2 separate regions of the Homo sapiens genome follow, and region 1 is linked to region 2. A link is an interaction called in ENCODE POLR2A ChIA-PET data of the cell type or tissue named here. Cell type or tissue: Caco-2. All regions are shown on one strand. Links, peaks and the distances in the headings refer to the core of each region. The heading gives the core; the rest is flanking DNA. Region 1 overlaps ZNF428 (zinc finger protein 428). Region 2 overlaps LOC124904724 (a long non-coding RNA gene).

What was found. Peaks named below come from ENCODE experiments on the same cell type or tissue, not always from the same donor. Only the 100,000 strongest peaks of a DNase experiment are listed, where the experiment ranks them.
Region 1: POLR2A ChIA-PET joins it to region 2 with 8 read pairs; 23 of 35 experiments call an interaction of 5 or more read pairs at or near these places.

The regions. Positions count from the first base shown.
Region 1 is chr19:43,606,651-43,613,213 of GRCh38, reverse strand. ZNF428 (zinc finger protein 428) reads left to right here. Exons shown (of 3, transcript NM_182498.4): 3 at 5,107-5,990. The coding sequence ends at 5,597. SRRM5 (serine/arginine repetitive matrix 5) reads right to left here and starts at 1,126. Exons shown (of 1, transcript NM_001145641.2): 1 at 1-1,126. The coding sequence starts at 1,092. In Caco-2, for the core only: no CTCF peak of the experiment used is centred there; no DNase peak of the experiment used is centred there.
Region 2 is chr19:43,671,269-43,681,285 of GRCh38, reverse strand. LOC124904724 (a long non-coding RNA gene) reads right to left here. Exons shown (of 3, transcript XR_007067264.1): 3 at 668-803. Among named protein-coding and RNA genes, the nearest start is that of PLAUR, 6.1 kb to the right of the region's middle. RefSeq lists enhancers at 1,470-1,969, 5,753-5,852. In Caco-2, for the core only: no CTCF peak of the experiment used is centred there; a DNase peak (open chromatin) is centred at 5,680.

The DNA of each region.
Region 1 (6,563 bases), core at 1,564-6,563, 67 kb after region 2:
ACTTCTTTCCTTGCTGGGGTTTCTAGACCAGTTGTGACTTCTTCCTCTTCTGGGGGTTCTAGATTGGTTTTGACTTTTCCCCTTGCTGTGGCTTCTAGACTGGCTGTGTCTTCCCATCTGGCTCAGAATTCCCTTCCGGGTGCGACTTCTTGCCCTGCTATGGTTTCTCTTCCAACTGTGACTTCTCACTCTGCTGTGCGTCCTCTTCTGACTGCCACTTCTTGACCTTCTGGGGCTTCTAGATTGGCTGTGACTTTGCGGCCTGCTGCGGGTGCTGGCCTGGTTATAACTCTTGACCCTGCTGGACATTTCAGTGGGGCTGTAACTCTTTTCCCTACTGGGGATGATCATCTGACCGTAGCTCTTCACCTTCCTTGATGAGGATGGAGATGGGTTGTCACTCTTCTCCTTGGAGGGAATTCCAGTCGGGGTTTGACACTTGGCTGTACTGGGAGTTACAGCCAGCTCGGAACTCCTCCCTATACCTGAGCCTCCTGGTGGGCGGTAACTCTTCTTGCTCAGATTTCTAGGCTGGCTGTCACTCCTTTCCCTGTTGCTGGTTCTAGGCCGGCCGTAACTCTTTCCCCGGCTCCCTTTTTGCTGTGAAGTGGGAGTTCTCACCCTGCTGGCCATGCCTGGTCTGGCACCATGAGTTCTTATCCTGCCAGGAGTGCTGGCCCTGCTGGGTGACCTCTTGGAGCTGCGGCTTCCCCTTCTGCCAGGTGTCCTACCCCGGCTGTGTGTGCCCCTCCGCTGGTGGCATCTCACGTCGCTGGCCTTGCTGGCTTTGCTGGTCCTGGTGTCGGTGCTCACCCTGCTGGGTGTTCTTGCTTTGCTGCGGACTCGGGACCTGCTGCTGGGCCGGTTAGAAGGGGCTCTTTTTGTACTGGTCGATTTGGTGGACTTGGAACTGCTTGGGCTCATGACTGAGTTACGGGATGTCGCTGGTTTGGTGGGCACTAAGGATCTGTTGGGTGTTGCTGATTTGGTGGACTTCAAGGAGGCAGGAGGCTTGGGATCCGCAGTGGGCATGGAGGATCCACTGGGTGCCAGAGACATACTGGGCTTTGAAGATCTCTTAGGTGAAGACATGGTGGGCGCAAAAGGGCTTGTGGTCCTGGAAGTCACAGTAGACATGAAACACCTGGTAGCCGTGGACGATGACCTGATTGCCTGTCACAGGCCAACTGTGTGAAGTAATAGTGGGCATTGAAGACTCTGGAGGGTGAGTGGTATGAAGTCAGAGGTGGGAGGAGAGAGGGGAGGGGTCCCAGCCTGAGGCTGGAGATATTTCCTCTGGTTTGCAGCCATTCAGCAGATGTCTTCTGAGGCTGACTCATGCCCAGCATTGCTGGGGACACAGAGATGGGGCAGACCCAGGCCCTGCCTTCAAGGAGCCCATAGTCAGTGGGTGGGGAGGGGGGCCACTGCCCAGAGTGGTCAGGGTGTGATGGAGAGCAGTGCAGGGGCCGGGGAGCCCATACGAGAGAGACACTGACCGCTTGGGGAGTCAGCGAGGACTTCACAGAGGAGGTGACATGAGCTTGGCTTTAAAAAGGAGCAGGAGTTTTGCCAGTAGAGAAAGAAAGGGTCAGGCTGGGCGCGGTGGCTCACACCTGTAATCCCAGCACTTTGGGAGGCTGAGGCAGGCAGATCACCTGAGGTCAGGAGTTCAAGACCAGCCTAACCAACAAGGTGAAACCCCATCTCTACCAAAAATATAAAAATTAGCCAGGTGTGATAGCACACGCTTGTAATCCCAGCTACTTGGGAGGCTGAGGTGGGAGGATCGCTTGAACCTTGGAGGCGGAGGTTGCAGTGAGCCAAGATCACGCCATTGCACGCCAGCCTGGGTGACAGCGAGACTCTCTCTCGAAAAAAAAAAAAATGAACGGGTCAACCAGGTGGGCGAGGAGCAGAGGCCAAGGCTTTGGGGAGGGAGATCAGGGTCTTGGGGCCACTATCATCCACTCACCCACACGTCCTCTGCTGCGGACCCCAAGATCATACCTGCCCTTGAGGAGTTCCCAGTCAGATAAGGGAGATACCCTGGGGGGCAGCTGACTGCAGTCAGCTTCTAGGGCAGTAACAGGAGGAGGTGCTGGGGCAGGGGAAGCTGGAGAGAGACCTGGCTGGGAGCCTGGGGCTTCAGGGTGGTGGCTTCACAGAGGACAGAGTTTGTGCTGGGTCTTGAAGGATGAGTAGGGGGTCACCAGGTGGATAGAGTGGGGAACAGCCCATACCAAGGCCTCAGGAAACGATTGTTAAATGGCAGGAACTAGTAGGAGAGAGCTGCAGGGACGGATGTTCAGAAGGAAAGAGTTATAACCTGTTCTGGGCTGGTGATGCTGGGGACCCAGCAGGAGGGTGGTAAAAAAAGTGACTGGCTGCCTGGGATGAGGAGGTCTGGGACGGCCTCACCAAAGAGGAAGGCCTCCCACTGGGTCCTAAAGGATGGTGGGAAAAACTAGGGCAGGACATTCCCACCAGAGGGAGGAACAGTGTGTGTGAAGCCTCAGAAAAGGTTTGTCAAATTCCATGCAGAGATATCCATGCCATAAATATGTCATAAGTACTTTCTTTGCACAAAGGAAGTGTTTTAGATGCTGGGGCCACAGCAGTGAACCAGACAAAGTCCCAGCTCTCGGGGACAGGCAGTAAACAAACACACAAGTAAATGTTGAATGCAGTGAGTCAGAAGATGGAGAAAAATGAGCCGGCTGCGGTGGCTCATACCTATAATCCCAGCACTTTGGGAGGCTGAGATGAGTGGATCACTTGAGGTCAGGAGTTTGAGACCAGCCTGGCCAACAAGGTGAAACCCCGTCTCTACTAAAAATACAAAAATTACCTGGGCATGCTGGTGCGCCCCTGTAATCCCAGTTACTTGAGAGGCTGAGGCAGAAGAATTGCCTGAACCCAGGAGGCGGAGTTTCCAGTGAGCTGAGATCACGCCACTGCACTCCAGCCTGGATGACAGAGCGAGACTCTATCTCAAAAGAAGATGGAGAAAAATCAAGCAGAGTAAGGGGCGTAGGGAGTGCTGGGGAGTGGCCAGGGCGTCACTGAGAAGGTGACACTTGAGAAGAGACATGGAATGGAGAGTGACATCGGCAGAAAGGGTGGCAAAGACCCTGAGGCAGGTATGGGCCTGGGGTGTTGGAAGGTGAGGAGCCTGGTATGAAGAGCCTGTGGCCACTGTGATGACAGGAGCAAGGGCGGAGCACAGGGTGCAGTAGCAGGATCCTCTGGGTTCTGGGAGAAACTGAGGAATGGGGCTGGGATGGATACAAGGTGAGGCTTTTGGCAGGCTCCTACCACCAAGGCCGAAGAAGCTGGTACTTCCCACACCGTGGTCACAGGGACCCCATCCCCAACCATTACTCTGTGTGTGCGCCCCCATAATGGCAGCTGATGTCGCCCTTTTCCGTATATCAACTATAAATTTTTCCCCTTTTCTTTTTTTTTTTTGGGAACGGAGTCTTGCTCTGTCACCCAGGCTGGAGTGCAGTGGTTCAATATTGGCTCATCGCAACCTCCGCCTCCCGGGTTCGAGCAATTCTCCTGCCTCAGAGTCCTGAGTAGCTGGGACTATAGGCACCCACCACCCCACACTTGGCTAAATTTTGTATTTTTAGTAGAGACGGGGTTTCACCATGTTGCCCAGAGTGGGTCATGAACTCCTGAGTTCAGGCAATCCGCCCACCTCAGCCTCCCAAAGTGCTAGATTACAGGCCTTTTTCTTTAAACCTAAACTTGTCCTAGGCCTGTCCTTGATAACTGTGAAATCACAGTAATATATCTTACCTATAAATAAATGTTTTAATTCACCTAACTCTCTCTCTCTCTCTCTCCATGGCCACAGATATAAAAGTACATCTGTGTGTATGCATGTGTTTTAATTTGCACAAATACCTTTTCAAATGGTTGTCTCCCTAAAATGATCCAGTGTCAGCCATGGCCCAGGTTCAGCTTTTCCTGCCAGAGCTGTGTAACCACAGGGGAGTGAGTCGTCTAGCCTCCCTGTGCCTCAGTTTCCACATCCATCAACTGGGGATAGTAATAGTACCACCCTCAAAGGGTTGTTGAGGATTTAGTGAGTTAATGTATAAGAACAGGGCTCCTACAATAGCAAGGATGCTGTTGTTACTGGTGGGTTTTTACTACTCCGGCTTTGTCCTTCCTAAATGCCTCCCACCCCACCTCCCCATGGAGTTTTTGTTTTCTTTTGCAATCAATCGAAAGAATCAAATAATTTTTTTTTTTTTTTTTTGCTTTTTTCTAAGACAGCAGAGTCTTGCTCTGTCACCCAGGCTGGAGTGCAGTTGTGTGATCTCGGCTCACTGCAACCTCCGCCTCCTGGGTTGAAGCAGTTCTCCTGCCTCAGCCTCCCGAGTAGCTGGGATTACAGGCGCCCGCCACCACACCCAGCTAATTTTTGTATTTTTAGTAGAGACGAGGTTTCACCATGTTGGCCAGGCTTGTCTTGAACTCCTGACCTCATGATCTGCCCACCTTGGCCTCCCAAAGTGCTAGGATTACAGGAGTAATCTACCGCGCCCGGCCAAAAAAATTCTTTTTAAGTGGTGAGGTCTCACTCTGTCACCCAGGCTGGAAGGGAGTGGCGCAATCATGGCTCAAATGCAGCCTGGAACTCCTCGGCTCAAGTGATCCTCCCGCCTCAGCCTCCCGAGAAGCTGGTACTACAGGTAATGCATCACCAGGCCTGGCTAATTTTTTAATTTTTTGTAGAGACGGAGTCTTGCTATATTGCCCAGGCTGGTCTCAAACTTCTGGGCTCAAGTGATCTTCCCACCTTGGCCACCCAAAAGTGCTGGGATTACAGGCATAAGCCACTGTGCCCAGTCCTGTCCCATGCAGTTCTTGGAAGACATTCATTTGCTTGACACAAAGATACAGGGAATCTACTGGGTGCCAGTCTTGTTCTGTGCCATGGGGACTCATCTGTGGGGAAGGGAAGGGTAGTGTCTAGGCTATCCTTGTCATACTATGGCAAGTCTGAATGTGGGGATTCAGGGAGGGGACAGCTTGGCCTAGCCCTCTTTCCTCTGATACCACTGTCTTCCCCTGTCTGTCCCCCTCCAGGCCCCGAGCATTCCTCTGATTCAGAATACACTCTCTCAGAGCCGGACTCCGAAGAGGAAGAAGATGAGGAGGAGGAGGAAGAGGAGACCACTGACGATCCTGAATATGATCCTGGCTACAAGGTGAAGCAGCGCCTTGGCGGGGGCCGTGGTGGCCCATCCCGCCGGGCCCCCCGTGCAGCCCAGCCCCCGGCCCAGCCTTGCCAGCTCTGTGGCCGCTCACCCCTTGGGGAGGCCCCACCGGGAACCCCACCCTGCCGGCTCTGCTGCCCTGCTACAGCCCCCCAGGAAGCACCAGCCCCTGAAGGCAGGGCCCTCGGGGAGGAAGAGGAGGAACCACCTCGGGCTGGGGAGGGCCGACCAGCTGGGCGGGAGGAGGAGGAGGAAGAGGAGGAGGAGGGAACCTACCACTGTACGGAATGTGAGGATTCCTTCGACAACCTGGGGGAGCTGCACGGGCACTTCATGCTGCATGCCCGGGGTGAGGTGTAGGCAGAGCCCCCATACGGGGAGCTTGGCAGAAGGGGTGGGGTGGGAGGAGGGGGCTGAGGAAATTGGGGTTGTGACAGTGGTCATGGGGGATGGGGTACTGCCGGTCTGTGTTGTCTTAGAAGTAGATGTGTGATGGCCAGAATAAAAGCCAAAATCTGTATCTGTGTGTGTTGGTTCAGAGTGTGTGTGTGTGTGTGTGTATTCCCGCCCGTGTGTGTGTTTGTGTGTGTGTGTGTGTGTGTGTATTCCCCCTGGGCTCCTTCTTGGGGAACCTTGGGGTCTTTTGGGAAAGATAACATTTACTGCGTGCTTGTATTCGATGAGGTTTCCATGTATTTACTTACAGACCCCATAATGTAAAGGCTCTAATAATAGAATTTTGTTTCTCACTCACAAAATGGTGCTGGGTGAGTCATTTGGGGACCCAGGCCATCCCTTAAGCCTGTTGTCTCCCCCATGGTCCAGACTGGGTGGCCATAGCCTGGGTCCTGCTGGCAGAAGAGGACAGGATGCCTGGTGAGGTGCACGTGTTGTCTTACAAGCCCTGGCCTGCCAGGGGCACACACTGCTTCCATTGACACGCCTTTGCTGAGAAATTAGATATGTGGCCGCAGCTAACTGCAAAAACAACCTGGGAGAAGCAGTCTAGCCAAGCGCCCAGAAAGCAGAAAACAGTTCATGGAGGACAGCTAGGGCTTTCTGCCACATAGCCTAGGAACTTCCACAAAGAGGACTTTAATTATAATCACAGCTACGCTTTCTCAGCGCTTCCTGGGTATCTGGTGCCAGTCCAAGGGCTTTATATATATTGACTCATAGAAATGGTGCATCTAGGAACTTACAAAAATAGAACCTTAATGATAATTGCAGCTGCCATTTTCCCAGCACTTACAGAGTGCTGTACTTAATTTGCATGAGATTATCAGCTTCTTAGAATAACCCTGTGAGACAGGGATTGTGATCCAT
Region 2 (10,017 bases), core at 2,625-7,624:
AGAATCGCTTGAACCCAGGAAGTGGAGGTTGCAGTGAGCCGAGATCACACCACTGCACTCCAGCCTGGGCCACAGAGCAAGACTGAGTCTCAAAATAATAATGATAATAATAATAATAATTAATAATTAGGCCGGGTGCAGTGGCTCACCCCTGTAATCCCAGCACTTTGGGAGGCCAAGGTGGGTGAATTGCTTGAGCTCAGGAGGTCAAGATCAGTCTGGGCAACATAGCAAGTCCCTGTCTCTACTGAAAATACAAAAAAATAGCCAGGCATGGTGGTGTGCACCTGTATTCGCAGCTATTCGGGAGGCTGAGGTGGGAGAATTGCTTGAGCCCAGGGGATGGAGGTTGCAGTGAGCCGACATCTCACCTCTACACTCTAGCCTGGGTGACAGAGAGAGATCCTATCTCAAAATAAATAAATAAATAAATAAATAAATAAATAAATAAATAAATAAAATTAATAATTAGTTTTAAAAATTTAAACAAAAAGAACTTGTCACTGCTGTTCTCACTTTCTTGCTGCTGAAAACCCTTTGACACTGGATGAAGGAGCCCAGGCTTACCTCTTGCAGGGTGAGAAATCTTGAGGAGAGAGGCTCCCAGCACCCCAAACATCACGGTTGAGAGTCCAGACATATAAATAAGACCATCTGTCAAACTGAATACCTATAAACAATAGACATTTATTTCTCACAGTGCTGGAGGCTGGGAAATCCTAGGTCAAGGCACCAGTAGATTTAGTGTCTGGCAAGATCCTGCTCTCTGGTTCATGGAAGGCATTTTCTTGCTGCATCCTCACCTGTTAGAAGGGACGAAACAGATCTCTGGGGTCTCTCTTATTGACTAATTTTTTTTAGAGCATAGTCTCACTCTGTCACCCATGCTGGAGTGCAGTGGCACAATCATAGCGCATTGCAGTCTTGAACTCTTGGGCTCAAGAGATCCTCCTTCCTTAACCTCCTGAGTAGCTGGGAAGATGGGCATGTCCTACCACGCCTGGCTAACCTTTTTTTATTTTATAGAGACAAGGTCTCCCTTTGTTGCCTAGGCTGGTCTGGAACTCCTGGGCTCAAGCGATCCTCGTGCCTCAGCCTCCCAAAGTGCTGGGATTACAGGCGTAAGCCACTGTGACTGGTTAGTGTCATTTTTATAGGGGTCATTTGTGCTTCTTTTCCTGTCCTCTATTAATTATTATTATTATTATTATTATTATTATTATTTTTGAGACGAGTCTCACCCTGTCCCCCAGGCTGGAGTGCAGTGGTGCAATCTCAGCTCACTGCAACCTCCGCCTCCCAGGTTCAAGCAATTCTCTTGCTTCAGCCTCCCAAGTAGCTGGGACTACAGGTGCACTCCACCATGCCCAGCTAATTTTTTGTATTTTAGTGGAGACGGGGTTTCATGGTGTTGCCCAGGCTGGTCTCGAACTCCTGAGCTCAGGCAATCCACCCATCTTGGCCTCCCAAAGTGCTGGGATTACAGGCGTGAGCCACTGTGCTCCACCCAATTGATTCATAGAAGCTCTGTTAGCCTCCTATGGCTGCTGTAACAAAGTACTACAGACTGGGTGGGTCAGAACGACAAATGTATTGTCTTACAGTCCAGAGTCCAGAAGTCCAAGATCAAGGTGTCATCAGGGCCATAAACCCATAGAGGACTCCTACCTGGCTCTTCCCAGCAGCAGTGGCTTTCTGGCAATCTTTGGCGGTCCTTGGCTTGCAGCTGCCTAGCTCCACTCTCTTCCTTTGTCTTTACATGGCATTATTCCTGTGTCTCTCTGTCGTCACAGGGCCACCTTCTTCTTTTTTTTGAGATGGAGTCTCACTCTGTCACCCAGGCCGGAGTGCAGTGGCACAGTCTCGGCTCACTGCAGCCTCTGCCTGATGGGTTCTAGCGATTCTCCTGCCTCAGCCTCCCAAGTAGCTGGGTCTACAGGCACGCGCCACCACGCCTGGCTAATTTTTGTATTTTTAGTAGAGATGGGGTTTCATCATATTGGCCAGGCTGGTCTCAAACTCCTGACCTCAGGTGATGCACCCACCTCAGCCTCCCAAAGTGCTGGGATTATAGGCGTGAGCCACCGCGCCCGGCCTAGGGCCACGTTCTTATAAGGATGCCAGTCATAGTGATTTGGGGCCCAACCTACTTCAGTATGACTGCAACTTAACTAATTATATCTGCAACAGCCCTATTTCCAAATAAGGTCACATTCTGAGTACTGGGGGTTAGGACTTCAACCTATGTTTTTCTGGTGTGGAGGGGAAGCAATTCAACCCATAACAGGAGCTCCTTATATATTCAGAATATTAGGCCTTGAATTGCAAAGATGATTTCTGCTGTTGCATCTAGGCGGTGGAATAAAAGAGCTGCAAGGTGCTAGAGGCAAGGAAAGCTTTTTTCTTTACACAAACTCAGTGAATATTATTCCTCTGGTCCCTGCTTCTTTCCAAGTCACCCCTAATACCATGAAGCCAGAGAGAGGCATAGCAAAGAAGGCTGCTGAAGGATGAGATGGAAAGAGGCGGGAGCTGGGAGAGAACAGGATGAAACTTCTATTAATAGCTCCTAGTCTTTGCTTGCCCTACTCCAGGGCAGCACCCCTCAGCATGGTGGGTGTAAGTGTAGGAAACAGAGCCAGAATGCAGGGGTTCAAATCCTGACACTACACTTAGCAAGTCAGTTTATCTTATTTTATTTATTTATTTATTTATTTTTGAGACAGAGTCTCGCCCTGTTGTTTAGGCTGGAGTGCAGTGGCGCGTTCTCGGCTCACTGCAACCTCCACCTCCCGGGTTCAAGTGATTCTCATGCCTCAGCCTCCTGAGTAGCTGGGATTACAGGCACCTGCCACCATACCAGGCTAATTTTTATATTTTTTTAAAGTAGAGACGGGGTTTCACCATGTCGGCCAGGCTGATCTTGAAATCCTGACCTCAAGTGATCCTTCCGCCTCGGCCTCCCAAAGTTCTGGGATTACAAGCATGAGGCACCACACCTGGCCTAACAAGTCAGTTTAGAAGCCAGATGTGGTAGTTCAAGCCTATTAATTCCAACACTTTGGGAGGCCAACACTGGAGGAATGATGGAGGCCACGAGTTCAAGACCAGCCTGGGCAACATAGTGAGACCCCCCACCCTCCCCCACCGTCTCTATTAAAAAAAAAAATTCAATCAGCCAGGCAGCCAGACACGATGGCTCATGCCTGTAATCCCAGCACTTCGGGAGGCCAAGGTGAGTGGATCAACTGAGGACAGGAGTTCAAGCCCAGCCTGGCCAACATAGTGAAACCCCGTCTCTACTAAAATACAAAAATTAGCCGAGCATGATGACAGGCATCTGTAATCCCAGCTACTCAGGAGGCTGAGGCAGGAGAATTGCTTGAACCTGGGATGTGGAGGTTGCAGTGAGCTGAGATTGCACCACTGTACTCCAGCCTGGGCAACAGAGCCAGAATCCACCTCAAAACAAACAAACAAACAAAAAAGCTCTCTAAAATCAGCCAGGCTTGGTCACATGGGCCTGTAGTTCCAGTTACTCAGGAGGCTGAGGCAGGAGGATCACTTGAGGCCAGGAACTGGAGGCCGCAATCAGCTATGATCCTGCCGTTGCACTCCAGCCTAGGCAACAGAGCAAGACCGTGTCTCAAAAAATAAAAAATATCAGCTCAATTTAGGCAAGTGAGTTAACCTCTTGTATTGGTGTCCTATTTTGCTGTAACAAATTAGCTTAGATCTAGTGGCTTAAAACAACAGAAATTTATTCTCTCACAGACTGGAGGTCAGAAGTACAAAATGTGTCTCATGTAATCAAAATCAAGGTGTCAGCAGAGCAGTGCCCTGGTCAAGAGATGTCCGGGGTGAGTGATTTCCTTGTCGTTTTCCAGCAGGAGCTGCATTTCTTACGTTTCTTGGTTCTTGGCCATTTCTCCATCATCAAAGCCCGCAGCAAATACCTTCTGTCTCCCACCCTGTTTTCCTCTGCTTCTCTCCCATGACTTACTTTTCTTCTGTCTACAGTCAAATGTCCCTGTCCCTCCTTCCTCCAGGGGCACTTCTGATTACACTTAGGGCCCATCTGGATAATTAGGAAAATGTTCCTGATTAAGTTCCTTAACTTAATCATATCTGCAAAGACCCTTTTTTCCTTTAAGGTAACACCCATAGGCTCCAGGGCTTAGGACCTGGATATTTTCGGGGACCATCTCTCAGCCCACCACACCTCTCTAATCCTCAGTTTCCGTGTGTGTGTACGAAATAGGATATTTACAGATTCACCAATAATATAGATAATACTCTCAAAACAGTACCCACTGTAACACAAACACAATAAACTTGAGACGGGGAGAAACTCATTTAAAGTCTCCTGTTTTAGGCCGGGCGCCGTGGCTCATGCCTGTAATCCCAGGACTTTGGGAGGTGGAGGTGGGCAGATCGCTTGAGCTCAGGAGTTCAAGACCAGCCTGGAGAACATGGTGAAATGTTGTCTCTACAAAAAATACAAAAATTAGCCAGGCGTGGTAGTGCACGCCTGTCATCCCACCTGCTTGGGCAGCTGAGGTGGGAGGATGGCTTGAGCCCAGGAGGTGGAGGTTGCAGTGAGCTGAGATCTCACCACTGCACTCCAGCATGGACGATAAAGCCAGACGTTATCTCAAAAAAATAAAAAGTCTTCCCTTTGGACCTCAGTTTCTCTGCCTGGAAAACGGGGGAAGAGGGTTATTGGACTCAAGGGTTTACCAGCTCTTCCACTCCCCAGGGAGGCCCTGAGTGGAGAGGTCCTCTACATCTAAGAGGTGTCCAGGCCAGGATCTGAAAGCCACATCAGTGTGGCCTGTTAGGCGTCCCAGAAAGGGGAGGTTATGAGCGATGGCCCTTTCCCTACCATCAGCTCAGCCACCCCCCATCCCCCCCACCTCCCCAACCAGAGAAGGACCTTCCCAGCGGCCAGGCCAGAGGGCAGTCACTTCATCATGGCAGGTGGCAAGAGGATGAGGGAGCCCCAAACAGGTGCACACACACACACACACGCATGCATGCAGGCACACTCACACACATGCATGCATACACACACTCACACATGCACATATGCACACACACACACACAGGCACACAAACACGTGCGCGCACACACACATGCACACACATGCACACAAACACATGTGTGCGCACACACGCATGCACGTACACTCACACACATGCACACGCATGCACACACGCGCACACATGCACACACGCACACACACAGTGTCCCTGTATCTCTGTGTCTATTTTGTGTTCTCTGAAGGCAACTGTGTGTTGTTTTCTCTAACTCCTCTGTCAGTCTCTTATCTTCTCTCTCTCCCTGCTTGCCCATTTTTCTTTCTCCCTGTCCTTGTTCTTCGGTTGCTGTTTTCTGTCTCTCTCACTCCCCCCACACCCCCATCTCAGATTTCCCCTGAGCCAGTCTGTCTGTGGGTCTCTTCTCTCTCCCTCTCCCTCGTTTCCCCACCTCCATCTCTATCCCCAGCTCTCTCTCTCTCTCTCTGTCTCTCCCTCTCTTTGCCTCCTCCTCTATCACCCTCTCTGTCTCTGCCTGAAATTCTCCTCTCCACAGGCTGGGGAAGCCCCCGAAACCCATGGGCCTCACCCATGATCCCGCAGGCAGGCAAGAGCTGGGTGAGGCCCAGGTGAGTCACGAGGAGGAAGGAGCCGACATCCCTGCCGTGTTTCTGGAGAGTGTCCAGGTCCTGATCCCTGCATTTCCCTTCCCTTTACACGTCAGCAGAACCTTACAGGTGTGTGTGTGTGTCACTTGAGGGAGAGACAGAGAGAAAGAATCAGAAAGAGAAACAGAAACAATGACACAGAAAGAGAAAGAGAGCCATGGGGAGAGACAGAGAAAAGGGAGAAGCAGAGATAAAAAGACATGAAGAGAGAGACAAACAGATACAGAGATCGAGGTACAGAGAGAGAAAGTGATAGAGTTGGAGAGAGAGAGAGATAGGCATTGAGAGAGAGAAAGAGGGACAGAGACAAAGAAAACAACAAAACAGAGAGATAGAAAAAGACAAAGACACAGGGAGAGACAGAAATTTCAGGAGGCGAGGGCAGCCTTGGGCAGGGATGAGTGGGCTCTGAAATACCTCTCATTCGTTAAAGAGGAAATTGGCTGAGCATAGTGGCTCACACCTGTAATCCCACCACTTTGGGAGGCCAAGGCGGGAGGATCACTCGAACCCAGCAGTTCAAGACCAGCCTGGGGAACAGACCAAGGCTCCATCTCTACAAAAAACACGAAATATGAGAAAATAGCCAGGCATGGTGGTGCACACCCCTAGGTCCCAACTACTCAGGAGGCTGAAGTGGGAGTTTCGCTTGAGCCCAGGAGTTCAAGGCAGCAGTGAGCTATGATCATGCCTCTGTCTCAAAAAAAAAAAAAAAAAAAAAAAAAGGGAAATTGGGAAATTGTGGCTTAGAGAAGTGAGGTCATCCCACCAGGAAGTGGTAGCAGCACAGCACACAGCTCCGCATGACCCTCAAACCTGAGTTTTCTCTTCACTGAGAGATGCCCCCTACCCACCCCAGACCCATTTCATAGGTGGCAAAGCCGGGGATTGATGGAGTGAAGCCATCTGCCCAGGGTCACCCAGAAGCAAGTGGCTGAGCTGGGTCTCAAGCCTGCTTGGACCAACACCCCAACTGTCTATTTCCCCACCTCATGTACATTCCGATCTAGTTTAGTTTTCACACCAGCCCAAGAGGGATCCCCTTCTCCAGCTGAGAAAACTGAGGCTCAGAAAGAAGAATGTCATTGGCCCAGGGTGACCCAGCCAGGGAAGTGCCCACTTCAGCAGCTGACGCGTGATAACTGTTGACGTCAGACTCAATGACAGGCCTCCATCTCCCTTCCTACTCCAGGAAGAGGTGAATGTCCAGAGTTGCAACAATGATAATACTGGCAGCTATCGCTTTTATTGAGCACATACTATGTACCAGGCACTGTGGCAAGCATCTTAGGAGCATTCTTCTTTTTGTTTGTTTGTTTGTTTGTTTTAGATGGAGTCTAGCTCTGTCGCACAGGCTGGAGTGGAGTGGTGCGATCTCGGCTCACTGCAATCTCTGCCTCCCAGGTTCAAGCAATTCTCGTGCCTCAGCCTCCTGCGTAGCTGGGACTACAGGTGCATGCCACCACACCTAGCTAATTTTTTTGTATTTTTTAGTAGAGACAGGGTTTTGCCATGGTGGCCAGGCTGGTCTTGAACTCCTGACCTCAAGTGATCCACCTGCCTTGGTCTCCCAAAGCACTGGTATTATAGACATGAGCCACCATGCTCAGTCATTTTAGGTGGATTCTTTTACCTCCGCAGTACACCAGCCCTGGGAGGGTGATACTTGCTATCTCTACTTTCCAGATAAGGGGCTTGGGCACAGAGATAGATTAAGTAACCTGCTAGAGGTGACACAGCCAATATGTAGATGCAATTTAGATTTTCACAATCTGAGACCAGCTCCCACACTCTTAACCATTGGGCTATACTACCTCTTAGGAAATTCTCTGGGAGTTCTTTTTTTTTTTTTTTTCAGTCTCACTTTTGTTGCCCAGGCTCGAGTTCAGTAGCTCGATTTTGGCTCACTGCAGCCTCAAACCCCTGGGGCTCAAGTGATCCTCCCACCTCAACCAGAGAGTAGCTGAGACCACAAGTGTGCACCACGACACCTGGCTAATTTTTCTATTTTTCATAGAGACAAGGTCTCGCTATGTTGTCCAGGCTGTAATTTTATTTTTTTATAGATACAAGGTCTTACTATGTTGCCCAGGGTGGTCTCGAACCCCTGAGCTCAAGCAATCCTCCAGCCTTCGCCTCCCAAAGTGCTGAGATTATAGGCATGAACCACTGTGCTCACCATTGGGAGTTTTTTTGTTTTTTGTTTTCTAACCTTATCTTAAAATCATTAGCTTACAGCTTCAATGAGTTAGTAAGAATCACATAGTACAGGCTGGAAGCGGTAGCTCATGTCTGTAATTTCAGCAATTTGGGAGGCCAAGGTGGGTGGATCACCTGTAGTCAGGAGTTAGAGACCAGCCTGGCAGACATGGTGAAACCCCATCTCTACTAACAATACAAAAATTAGGGCCGGGTGCGGTGGCTCACCCCTGTAATCCCAGCACTTTGGGAGGCTGAGGCAGGTTGATCATCTGAAGTCAGGAGTTCGAGACCAGCCTAGCCGACATGGCGAAACCCCATCTCTACTAAGAATACAAAAATTAGGGCTGGGCGCAGTGGTTCAAGCCTGTAATCCCAGCATTTTGGGAGGCTGAGGCGGGTGGATCACCTGAAGTCAGGAGTTCAAGACCAGTCTGGCCAGCATGGTGAAACCCCATCTCTACTAAAAATGCAAAAAATTCGCCAGGCATGGTGGAGAATGCCTGTAATCTCAGCTACTCAGGAGGCTGAGGCAGGAGAACCTCTTGAACCTGGGAGGCAGAAGTTGCAGTGAGCCGAGACCGTGCCATTGCACTCCAGCCTGGGTAACAAGAAAGAAACTCCGACTCAAAAAAAAAAAAAAAATAGCCAGGCATGCATGAGAATCCCTTGAACCTGGGAGGTGGAAGTTGCAGTGAGCCGAGACCACGCCATTGCATCCAGCCTGGGAGACAAAGTGAGACTCTGTCTCAAAAACAACAACAACAACGACAACAAATCACATAGTATAATCATTATTACAGCAGTAGAAGTAGCTACCACTTACTCATCCCCTACGACTCTCTTCCTCTCCTAATCTGTTCCAGCCACACTGACATCTCTTCTGTTCCTAGAATCTCATCAGGCTTCCACCTCAAGGCCTTTGCACTGGTTGTTCCTGCTCCTTGGAAAGGTTCCCTGCCCATCTGCCCTACTTCTTCCCTCACTGCATTCAGCCTCTGCTTGAATGCCACTTGCTCAGGGAACCCCTCCTGGATCACCCACCTAAAACAGCTCACACCTCATTTGCACCCAGATACTTCCTTCAGCCTGCTTTGTTTTCTCCAGTTTGCTTATCCCTCTCAGACAGTGAAAGATTAGATAACACATATCTGCTCCCCACTGTCAACACAACAAAAGGTGGGAACTTTGCTTTGCGTCCTGCTGTGCCCCTAGCTCCTGGACCAGTGCCCAGCACAAAGTAGGTCCTTGGTAGATGTTAAAGGAATGTGTTGAGCCCTCCATTTCGGCCAGCAGCTATTCCAGGCATTGCACCTACATTAAATTGCTCTGTTTAGTTAGATGCATCCTAAGACGGGGAGACAATTTTATCTTTAGTATTTTATTTTACTTAAAAAAAAAAAAAACTTGGCCAGGTGCAGTGGCTCATGCCTGTAATCCCAGCACTTTGGAAGGACAAGGCAGGTGGATCACCTGAGGTCAGGAGTTCGAGACCACCCTGACCAACATGGTGAAACCCCATCTCTACTAAAAATACAAAAATTAGCCGGGTGTGCTGGCGTGCCCCTGTAATCCCAGTTACTCAGGAGGCTGAGGCAGGAGAATTGCATGAACCCAGGAGGCGGAGATTGCAGTGGCCGAGATTGCACCACTGCACTCTAGCCTGGGTGACAGAGTGAGACTTCGTCTCAATAAATAAATAAATAAATAATAAAAAGAAAGAAAAAACTTATTATAAGCCTTTTCAAACCCACAGAAAAGGAGACAGAATGGCATAATATGCCCTTATATACTGATTACCTTTATATAATTGATACAACCATTTGGCTATTTTGCCTTTATTTTCTACTCAAGTATTTATTTATTTATTATTTTTTTGAGACAGGGTCTCGCTCTGTTGCCCAGGTTGGAGTGCAGTGGTGCAATCATAGCTCACTGCAGCTTCCAGTTCCCAGGTTCAAGCGGTCCTCCCACCTTAGCCTCCCAACTACCTAGGACTACAAGTACGGGCCACTGCACCCAGCTAATTTTATTTTATTTTTAATTTCTTTTGGAAAGATGAGGGCTCTTTATGTTTCCCAAGCTGATCTTGAACTCCTGGCCCCAAGTG